2 separate regions of the Mus musculus genome follow, and region 2 is linked to region 1. The links are chromatin loops, found by intact Hi-C in ENCODE. Cell type or tissue: gastrocnemius. All regions are shown on one strand. Links, peaks and the distances in the headings refer to the core of each region. The heading gives the core; the rest is flanking DNA.

Evidence for each region. Peaks named below come from ENCODE experiments on the same cell type or tissue, not always from the same donor. Only the 100,000 strongest peaks of a DNase experiment are listed, where the experiment ranks them.
Region 2: it touches region 1 in a loop (10-fold over the local background); 1 of 42 quality-filtered maps calls a loop at or near these places.

Annotation. Positions count from the first base shown.
Region 1 is chr8:69,206,796-69,212,176 of GRCm38, reverse strand. It overlaps Zfp930 (zinc finger protein 930), which reads right to left and starts at 3,131. Exons shown (of 4, transcript NM_001013379.2): 1 at 3,018-3,131. The coding sequence starts at 3,020. Gm39188 (a long non-coding RNA gene) reads left to right here and starts at 3,180. Exons shown (of 2, transcript XR_870488.3): 1 at 3,180-3,318. In gastrocnemius, for the core only: no CTCF peak of the experiment used is centred there; a DNase peak (open chromatin) is centred at 3,124; H3K4me3 peaks cover 1,710 bases; H3K27ac peaks cover 1,885 bases.
Region 2 is chr8:69,086,022-69,091,402 of GRCm38, reverse strand. It overlaps Slc18a1 (solute carrier family 18 (vesicular monoamine), member 1), which reads left to right and starts at 2,181. Exons shown (of 17, transcript NM_153054.2): 1 at 2,181-2,422. Atp6v1b2 (ATPase, H+ transporting, lysosomal V1 subunit B2) reads right to left here and starts at 2,667. Exons shown (of 14, transcript NM_007509.3): 1 at 2,475-2,667. The coding sequence starts at 2,610. In gastrocnemius, for the core only: no CTCF peak of the experiment used is centred there; DNase peaks (open chromatin) are centred at 1,473, 2,108 and 2,729; H3K4me3 peaks cover 2,175 bases; H3K27ac peaks cover 1,162 bases.

The DNA.
Region 1 (5,381 bases), core at 311-5,310:
TAGATAGATAGATAGATAGATAGATAGATAGATAGATGAACAAAGCAATATCCCTGGGCCTTTATGGATTAAGAAGCAGGGGCAGAGCCGGGCGTGGTGGCGCACGCCTTTAGTCCCAGCACTTGGGAGGTAGAGGCAGGCGAATTTCTGAGTTCGAGGCCAGCCTGGTCTATAGAGTGAGTTCCAGGACAGCCAGGGCTACACAGAGAAACCCTGTCTCGGGAAAAAAAAAAAAAAAAAAGAAGCAGGGGCAGAGAACCTGGAATGTCTGAGGCATTTCTCTCTGTAGATTTCATTGTTTCAATGGATAACTGCTTCTTTAATTAGAGAAATTAAAAAACACTAAGCTATAGAGAAGGTTCTGATGCTAAGGTCCTATTGCCTAATTGGTTCTTGACCCATCAATAAAGATGCTAGCAGCCATTGAGCTAAGTAACCGAGCAACTAAAGTTGAGGACAGATTTAGGGTGGTGGGACAAGAGTACTGGGGAGGGCACGCTTGCCTCAGAAGATAAATGATGCCCAGCAACTGACAAGGCAAGTTGAAATTGAGCAGTGTGTGTGCCTGGGTTTTTCATCCGAAGAGCCAATATTCTCTGGGTGGGGGCTGGTAGCACACAGGTTCCCAGAGTTAAGGTGGGGTAGCAAACTCAACACTAAGCAATTCTGTGATGAAGAAGTGGATATTGTCTTAGTAAAGTCCCAGAACTTCTCTGAGTTCCAATTTTCTCATATACAGAATGAGACATTAAATGATCTAGGGCCCTCTCAAAGCTCTAATATATTTTAACTTTTTTTTTCTATTCTATTTCACAAATCACAGGCTGTGTAGACACAAAGACCACTAGCAAGTGTCGGGAACTGCTTTAATTTTCTTTTTAAAAGCAAATAAAGTTATGGATCTGAGGGAGGGGCAGGGAGAATTAATAATTGACCTTGCTCCTGTACACAATATTAGCTGCTGGGGTCTGTAACCTGACACACTCAGCTACAGGCAGTGAGGGCCTATATCTCAAACCTCTGAGCTGGCTTAACTATTTCAACCAGGATTGCACATATCTGCATAGGAGAGTTCCTTAGCTGGAAATTCGATATCAACTGGCTCAAGGTAACCTCCCCAAATTGTACACCCACCAATCTGATCTGTCTTCGTTCACATGGCATGAATCAATACATGTCGAAAAATTACAAAACCACCCTCCTACTTCAATCAGGACCTTCTTCATAATGGGACTACTGGAGCTGACTGCCTTAAACTTCAGTCTGTGATCTAGCTATTGCCTTCCCCATTTCCCCCTGCACTGTATACAATAAACTGTTGCTCCTATTTTGGTCTGAAAGTAGAGACCATGCTCCACACACAAATCCTTTTACTACTGCTTAAATGATTCTTGTGGTCTAAGTGACTCAAATTGGTCATTTTAAAACTCTATGATGGTATAACCCCTTAATTTAAGAATTTTAGAATTTTAATTTTAGTCAAGTGGACAGCAAGATATATACCCTGTGGACATATAGACTTGTCTGTATCTAGGGTCAAGGCTACCTGAAACAATGTAACAGACAGAGCCTCAGAAACATTTTTCTGCAGGAGGTACAGGTGTTCTAGAATTAATGTGTCTGCCCAGAGAGAAATAACTTGATGAACGTAAGGTATTAATGAAGAAAAATTCTTGAAGAATAGCATGCATACAGCACTGGCTGGTGCTCAAAGAGGAGCCAGCCTAGGACACATTTTCCATCCTACATATGCTGCGTCAGGCCCCAGGTTACACGCTGAACAATTCACATAGAGACAGGAGAGTCCAATTTTAAGTTGCTAAGTGGTTACTTAGGCAGAAGAGAGGCTTACACAACAAAGTATTCCCAGGACTATTTCTTAAGTACACCAGTATCCTGGAACAGTAGACCATTCTTCAGTGTCAGGGTCCCTAGGTGAATATGCCAGACTGAGAAAGATTATAAAAGTATAAAGGAGAAAAGATAAAAGCTGGGGTGGGAAATCATAGAGAGCACACTAAGAAGTTAGAAGAGGACTGAGCTGGGTGTTAAGCTGAGGAGCAGCTAGCTCAGGTCAGCTCTCCAGCTCAGGTCAGCGCTGTGTGTAGCAGATAATGTAGTAATGATGTGACGGCTCCTTATAACTAATAAACGCAGAGGCCCACAGCAGGCAGGCCGAGATCTTGATGCTGCTACAGTGAAGACCATACTGCTGTCTGGCTTGCTAACAAAAGGACAACTGGCTGCATCTATATAAGAGGATCCATAGAAAGCAGCCACTGCCTAAGAAGAAAACAGGACTTTTATGGCACACCAGGCCTTAATGTTGGTTACATGACCCTACCTGCTCCTTTGAGCAGCTTCTTGGTCTCCTGCCACTTCTTAAGGGCATCGGTCTAGCGGCTGTTTAAGATCAGGGTTGTCTCCTTCCTTATGGTTGGAGCCAAATGTCTAGACAATCCTGGTGAACAAACATGCGTATCTAGCACTTCATCTCTTACAGACCTCATTAATACACTATATCTTTGGGTGTTTCAGAGGCAGCCCACCTTTAGCTAAACTCTACTCTGTGTGACTTATTCTCTCCGAAGCATTGGTAAATCCTTTGCATTATCATCTCAGCAAAATAGTGGAGTGCTACCAACACATAAGATTCCATGCACAATACCCACAAAATTAACTCCAAATGTGAAATCCGAAGAACAGAAATTCTAGAGATGCTAGCTAAACTAAAACGGCAACCTGCCGTCCTCTGATGCACAAGAAGCACGGTGATGTTGGCTACAAAGATGTTTCTACGCACACACCATGTCCCCAAAGCTCTACACAGACGCTGCCCACAGGGTGAAGTTCTTCAGAGGTCACCACTTTGGTACAGGGAACTACAGAGACCGCATGGGACTTCATACAACTCCACATCTGGCCCACTAGCTTCCATCCAGTCCAAGGGTAGCCTACCAAAAGGGATGCCGAGGCTCAGCAGCCCACTTCTCCCAAGACTGCGGTCCCTTGCTCACCATAGCGTGGCTTCCAAGCTCGCGTGCACCCCTCACAGATCCTGTTACACGCAAAGAACCGCTTGCATTTTCCCAGCTTCGGAACGGAGCCTGGAGCCTGGCGCCCGGAAGAGCCCGCCTCCCCGATGACGCTCCGACTGCAGGTTCTCATTGGCTGATGAGGCCTGAGTGACAAGAGTCCCTCCTTTGGCGTTGGAGTTTAAGGAACAGCACAGAACAGTATTTCCTGTTGCAGATATTTGCATTTCAGGAGTCCTTGCTCTTGACCTGAGGTAGCTTCACTTCTATCTTTCCTTGCGTGGTAGGCACTTTCCCCTTTTCCTCCTTGACACAAGGTAGCTAGTTTAAATAGCACATTACAAAATGTGGAGTGGAGTGTTTCTCCTGTCCCACAAGTGGAAGGGTGCCCACGATATTAATAATTAAGGAGATTTTAGAAAACAAATGTTTGTTCTGTGGGTTCACGGTGAGGTCAGGTGAGCTACAGCTACGTTCTACCTGGCTGGCAAAGGTACACTGGACAATCCTGAGAGAAAACCTGGAACCACATCACAAACACAATGAAATGTGTTTCTCCCACAAGAAGGCTGGATGGTGGATCCATCCCTATAGGAGTTTTCTTCCTGAAATTCAGGTCTATCTCTTGACAAATTAACACTAATGATAAGTGTAGTCTCCACGGTAACTTGAATAATTAGAAAGAAATGGTTCGAGGAAGAATGTTGTTTATGAACACTATTCCTAACATTTTTCTGAGTTAAGGTGAGAAAACGCAGCTGTATTAGTCAAGGTTCTCTAGATGAACAGAAATGATAAAAATGAGCGTCTCTTTCCCTCTCTGTATGTAGAAAGGGGATTTATTAAAACGGCTCGCAGGCTGTGGTCCAGCTAGACCAACAAGTGCTGTCTAGCAACTAAAATTGGAAGAATCCAGTAGTTCAGTCCATGAGGCTGCGTGTCTAAGCTGGGCTTCACTGTATACCACATTTTCAAAGAAGGAGGCTCTAAAGGAATGAACTTGCTAACCAAAGATAGGGCAGAGAGAGAGAGAGAGAGAAAGAGAGAGAGAGAGAGCTTCTTTCTTCTCTATTTATGTGGACTGTCACCAGAAGGTGTGGCCCAGATTAAAGGTGGATCTTATCGCCTCAAAAGACCCAGAAGCGTCTTCCCACTTCATAAGTTTTAATTAAGAAAAATCTCTCACAGGTATATGCAACTTTTTGGGTCTTAGTTAATTTGTAGTCAGTTTGTCTACCAAGAATAGCCATCATAACAGACAAGACAGAAAAACTTGGAAATATTTCTTACCAGCAGAAAGCAGGGAAATCATTTAACAAAAATAAAAGACAGGAAGCATGGGGGTTTTCTTTAGAGAGCCTGGACACATTCGCGTAGAGTTCTGCCTGATTTGGTGGTGTTCTTAGCTCAGCGTTGGACAGGAACATATACAATTTATTTTAAAAGACAGAAGGAAATGTCTCTGGCACGTTCATCTTGTACCTCAAGGTCATAATTGAAACTCATATGTTAATTGAACCCAGGGAGAATAAGACCACTACCACGATTTTGAGACAACTTGAACCACCTAAGAGCTGGCCATCAACTGGATCCTAAGTGCTGTAAGGAAACCAGACCTGAATCCACTTCTAGTGCCTCTTTTAAGTAGTAAAATCACAAGCTTCTGCCAAACAGGTTTACAGAAAACAGACAATGAGACAATAAGAAAATACAGGAATAAACAACCAAAGGAACAAAAATGTGGTCACCATAGAGGGTCAGGTATGTTCAGGATGTTCTCAGAAATATGAAGAGGCCAGGGGTCAAGCAGATCAGGCTCCAAGAAAAAGACTTAAATAGAGCAAATCAGTAAATGGGGTATTTTGAGCAATACAGCATAATGGCTCCTGCCTTCAAACTGAAGTCAGGTAGGTTCCTCACAAGTAAATGACACTGTGAATGTAGCTTACTTAGGAGCCAATACTACCTGTTAATTATGGCCAATACTACCTATTAATTATGATGTATGCTCTTAAAGGCAGATATATCAATGCAACAATTCTCGCAAACATACAGGAAAAGTCACCTATTTGCACAGTAGACGTACTTAGATGAACAGCTATGCTGAGCTATTCTATGCTCAGAAGAGCATTCTATGCTTTTGCCTCTGAGCAGGCTGGCTCAGAGGAAGGCCACAGCTGCTTCCATGCAGGACCAGAAAGAGTTCATTTTAACTAACCCTAGCTGCTGTCTGTCTTAGGACTGTGACAACACCAAAGAGTATGTTGAGTATTTTTCTTCATAAATGAATGGGGAGAGATTTTAGACATTAATTGGTATCCACATCACTGAAATAGCACGTCAAGG
Region 2 (5,381 bases), core at 1-5,000, 120 kb after region 1:
ATACAAATACATACACATACACATATATGTGTATGTGTATGTATATGTATATGTAGGGGGGGATGGAGTCTGTGAGCACACATAATCTATCAGATGATTAGTTCTTCCTTCTGCAGGGAAAGAGGTTGTTCAACACTAACACCATTAAGGATTGCGACATTGTTAAAGCAAAAACCATTGCACAATAAACCCTAGCTCTTTAGGCACCACCTTCATAGCAAAACAAATGCTAAGAAAGCCATTCCTTCAATTGTGCAAGACCAGAGAACTAACCTGAACATGCTCTAGAAGTAAAGCAAGGAAAGTCACTTGTGGTTTTTGCTAGGGATCTGCTTTGTGACATAAGAAACTTAAGGTTAGCTTGGCTGGGTCAAGAAAAGTGAACCCAACCAAGCTCATAGTATTTTGCTCTAATAGCTTTGAAGATATTGTTGATCTTCCTTAACGTTTAAAAGGGCAAAGTTTTTTTTTTACCTTGTGATGTCAGAAAGTCAAATGATGTGCTCCAGATTAGTTACTAATTTCCAGCCTGAATATTTTACTTTCCGTTTCTTTTTAACAGCCTGAGTAATTTCTTATATTATGTACATATAATATCTAGAATTTTTAATAATCCTGAAGTTGTTTTAAAACAGGATCTGATTTTCACAGGGCAACTGCCAAAATTACTCCAAAGAGTGTGTATCAATTAATTATAATTATTTTGATAGTATCATCAAACTTTAATAATAAAAAATTGAGTTAATATTTAAATTTGACTAAAAATGTGGCAAAAATAGTAAAAGATGATATTTAAATGCAGTATACCAACTCCCTTTTAAAAACCCTATCCATATTAAAAAAAAAATACACGCTTAACTATTAGGACAAATTGAATTCCAAGTTATAGGATTTACAGAGCACTTCCTAAGTCAGACACTGTGAACTTGGGGATACAAAGATGCAACTTTTAGAGACAGCTTAGTCAGCAGAATCCTCCTATGAACAAACTCTTCAAATATTGGCCAAGCACATGGATATGGTGGAGAAACACTACTCATCCCTGAAGGGCTTAAGACCTTCGCCATGGAGTAGTCGACACTCCCTGAATTGGCTCTGAATGACTTGTTATATGGAAAGAGACTACTATAACCTTGTAACATTTTTCCCTTAGAAGCCACACCAGTGTCTATGTGCTCTGCTCAGAGCAAAGCATACATATCAAATGCAATTCTAGAGATTCTGTAATTCTCAGGTATAAATCTGTCAGTTTTCCCGACGTTTCCTTGGGCTCACATGAACCCCTAACAGGCATTCTCTAATTTTAACAATTATTCTAAAAAAATGCTTAAAAGGCACACCTCAGCAATCCACTCTCCAATGTGTGTGTGTGTGTGTTTTTTTTTTCCCTTCCCCTCGCTGCAGTGTTATCACATGACCCACTGACAGCTCAGGACAGGATTAGTCAGGCTGGAGGGCGCCTAGCTAAAACCCTTCAGCTGAAACGCTTTTAACCAATGAGCCACCCACAGAGCCAAGCTGCCAATTAACCTGTGCAAATGGAACCTTATTTTCAGGAAAACAACAGATACTTAAAAAAGAGGAAAAAAAAAAGTCTTCTTTCAAAGCTCTCTGCCTGGCTTTAAGGGAGCCGTGAAGAGGTTTGATTCTATACAACCGAAAGCTTCAGCCAACAAGAGCCATTTGGGAATGACTGGCTTGTCTAAACATGGCTTATTGAGGTCTTTTATGATCACTACACTTAAGCCTATGAACATAACAGTGGAAAGCAACCTTCCATTTAACTGCGTTTGGTTAGCTGGTCAGTAAACGAATAAACAACAGAAGACCAAGCAAAGGATTAAGAAACTCGATTTTTGGTTCCTCTTTTCCCAATAATTAGATGTCTGAAGCCAGGCATGGCTTCTCCTTTCCAGAACCTTAGGCGTCTCGCCTGTAAAACGAGAGGGTGGGACTGCACGACTAGGGTATTTTTCAGCTCTAAGGTTCTCCGGTATCTAGGTGTCCTCCAGTGAAGCGGTTCCCTACAGAATAAGCCACATCTCCCTCTAGCCGCGGGGCCTGCCCACATCAGCGATGACATTACACCTTCTGCACGGTCCACCTGCCCAGAGGTCCACGGGGCAAAGGGGGACGGAGTAGGCGTTCCCTCGACCCGAAGACATTTAAATGAGGCCAGGAGCAGATGAAGACAGTGACAAGAAGTGGCCCTCAGAGACAGACCAGTGTCTGACAATACCCAGAGAACTCGGAGCGGGTAGGGCAATCATCAGGAGCCCACTTAGCCCATGGGAAGGTTCCAGTCGGTGCTCTCACGCTCGGCCCACCGAAGTCACGGAAAAGCTCACGCAAAGCTGGAGAGGTGCTTGTGAACTGAGCGATGGGGGAAATGAATCCCATTCCCTCCCCGCTGGCTGAACAGGTGAGAGCACAAGCCAAGGGCTTGGTGGACACGCTCACTTTCCCGTACTCACTGAGACGAGGCTGGGATAGGTAGTTCCGGCTCACCGCCAGCGCCTGCTCCCGAGCTCCGGCCATCGGCCCACCGGTGGGCACGGGCAGTTCGGGTGCGGCCCCGTTCACGATTCCCCGCATCGCTCGCAACGCCATCTTGTCTCCTCCGTCCCGACTGGCCCCGCAGCAGCGCGGCGCAGGCGCACATATAGCAGGGAGGCCCGTGCGGCCGGCCCCACCCATGCGCGCTTCGAAGCTGCGGCAGAGGCCCCGCCCTCTCGGCGGCGCCCCGCCCCCAGACTCGTGACTGGAGCTCTGCGGGGGCGGTGCAGGGTGCGCGCGCATGCTAGGCGCATAGGGAGCTGACCAGAGTGCTGGGAGCGCGGATCTGAGGCTGGGAGCGGGAAAAGAGAAGCGAAAGGGGCCAGAGGGCAAAATTGACACAAGAGAGAGGATTCACGAGAAAAAGAAAGATTCATTGGAATGTAGGGAAGGAAGAGATAGGAAAACGTGCATAAGAAAATACAGACAACTGAGGTTCATAATCAAGCTGTGGAAAACACCTTGGAAAGCAGAAGATAGAAAACCTAGTCCCATGATTGGTAACTTTGTGTCGAAATTTATTTCAGTTTATCCTACTACCAAGTTCTTTTTTTTTCGTGGATCTTTTCGAACAGACTTGGCTTTCTTGCATATCCGAAGAGTATATGGTGTGGAAGACCACCTTAGGAACAGATTGGAAAACCAGTTAAGAGGTTAGAACGCACAAAGGGTTCTAGTTTCTTTTCTTTGGCTGTGATAAAATTAGCTAGCGGTTGGCTTGGTGTGATGGCGCAAGCCTTTAAACGCAGCACTCAGGAGGCAGAGGCAGGAAGGTCTGAGTTCCAGGGCAGCCAGAGCTACATAGTGAAACTATGTTTCAAAACAAAAAAAACAAAAAGAAAAACCAGCCTGTGAGAAACGAACAACACAGTAAATTGATTGTTGTTCTCTTTACAATATAAGAACAGAAGAGGAAAACAAGAACTTTGCTATGACGGAGCAACATACTGAAAAACTTCTTTGTGTTAGTTCCCCATAGATTTGTTGATAAATACACAAGAGGATGTCTAGACTGGCCTTCGGTAAGGTTTATAACTTATCAGTTTGGGAAGCATGGATCTTTGCCTCATTCACAAAATTACTATGTTGTTGTTTTGTTTTTAAAGATTTATTTATTTGTATGTATGTGAGCACACTGTTACTGTCTTTAGACACACCAGAAGAGGACTTCGGATCCCATCATGATGGTTGTGAGCCACATGTGGGTTCTGGGATTTGAACTCAGGAAGATCAGCCAGTGCTCTTAACCGCTGAGCCACCTCTCCAGCCCAATTACTATGTTGTTATAAAATTCCCTTTGGGCTATATATGTGAGGTATGTATGGAATATAAATGAGTTTTATCTATAGACTTACAGCCTATATACAAGACATATTATGTAAATATTTCACAATTAAAAAAAAAAGAAATTTGAGAGGCTGGAGAAATGGCTCAGTGGTTAAGAGCACTGACTGCTCTTCCAGAGGTCCTGAGTTCAGTTCCCAGCAACCACATGGTGGCTCACTGATGATAAGTTATAAACCTTACTGAAAGCCAGTCTAATGGGGTCAGATGCACTCTTCTGGTGTGTCTGAAGACAGCTACAGTGTACTCATATACATAAAATAAATAAATCTTTTAAAAATCTTTTTAAAAAAAGGCAAAATAAGAAATTTGAGATCTAAAGCATTCCTGCTCCCAAGCATTTCAACTAAAAGTCAGTCAGCTGATGTTACAAATGAAGTAAATGTAGCCAGGTTACCTAAGTCTACTTTGAGTGCATCTCAGGTCCCTATGTAACAATCCTTCAATCCTCGATAAAATTGCTGGAAGTATTAAAAGAGGTAATTGAATGTAAACAGAGAGTTCTATATAGTTCTTTTTTAAAAAGTGAATCCTCTAAAGATTTATTTATTTATTTTAATTATATGAGCATACGGTCACTGTCTTCAGACATATCAGAAGAGGGCATCAGATCCCATTACAGATGGATGTGAGCCACCATCCACCATGTGGTTGCTGGGAACCTTTGAAAGAGCAGTCAGTGCCTTTTTTTTTTTTTTTTTTTTTTTAGATTTATTTATTATTAAACACAAGTACACTGTAGCTGACTTCAGGTGCACCAGAAGAGGGCGTCAGATCTCATTACGGGTTGTTGTGAGCCACCATGTGGTTGCTGGGATTTGAACTCAAGACCTTCGGAAGAGCAGTCAGTGCTCTTACCCACTGAGCCATCTCTCCAGCCCAGTCATGTAGTTCTTTTAAACTTTTTATGGTTTGGAATTTTTTTGCATGTGTATAATACATTTTGATCAAATCTACTCCCCAATTCTCTTTCCTCCAATTCTTACTCCATCTCCTGCCATTCTATGCCTCCCAAGTTCATGTCCTTTTTAAGTCTACCGAGTCAACTTTGTGCTGCTTGTATGTGCCTGGGTATAGGACCATCTGCACAGGTGACTTCTTTTACTTCCTTTACACCTCAGGACTGCGAGGGTAGCTGGCCCAGGCATAGAGAATGTGGCCTGAGCAGGAAACTTGGAGTCAGCAAGCCTGGCTTCAGTGTCTGTTTGAGTACACAATGTGACCTTGGGACAGCCATTAGTTCCTTCTGTCTCTCACTTGCCATCTGTGAACGGGAAATAGTTTATGTAATATAGCTTTTAAGAATGTAGTTAGTTAGTTTTTTTGAAACACTTTTTTGTAGACCCAGCTTGCCTCAACTTTCCTCTGGAGCTATAGAGGGAGCTTGGCCTTGAACTCTTGATCCACCTGTCTCCAATGCCCAAAGCTGGTATTATGAGCATGGTCCTCTAGGCCTGCTCTTCTTAAGGATTTAAAATGAA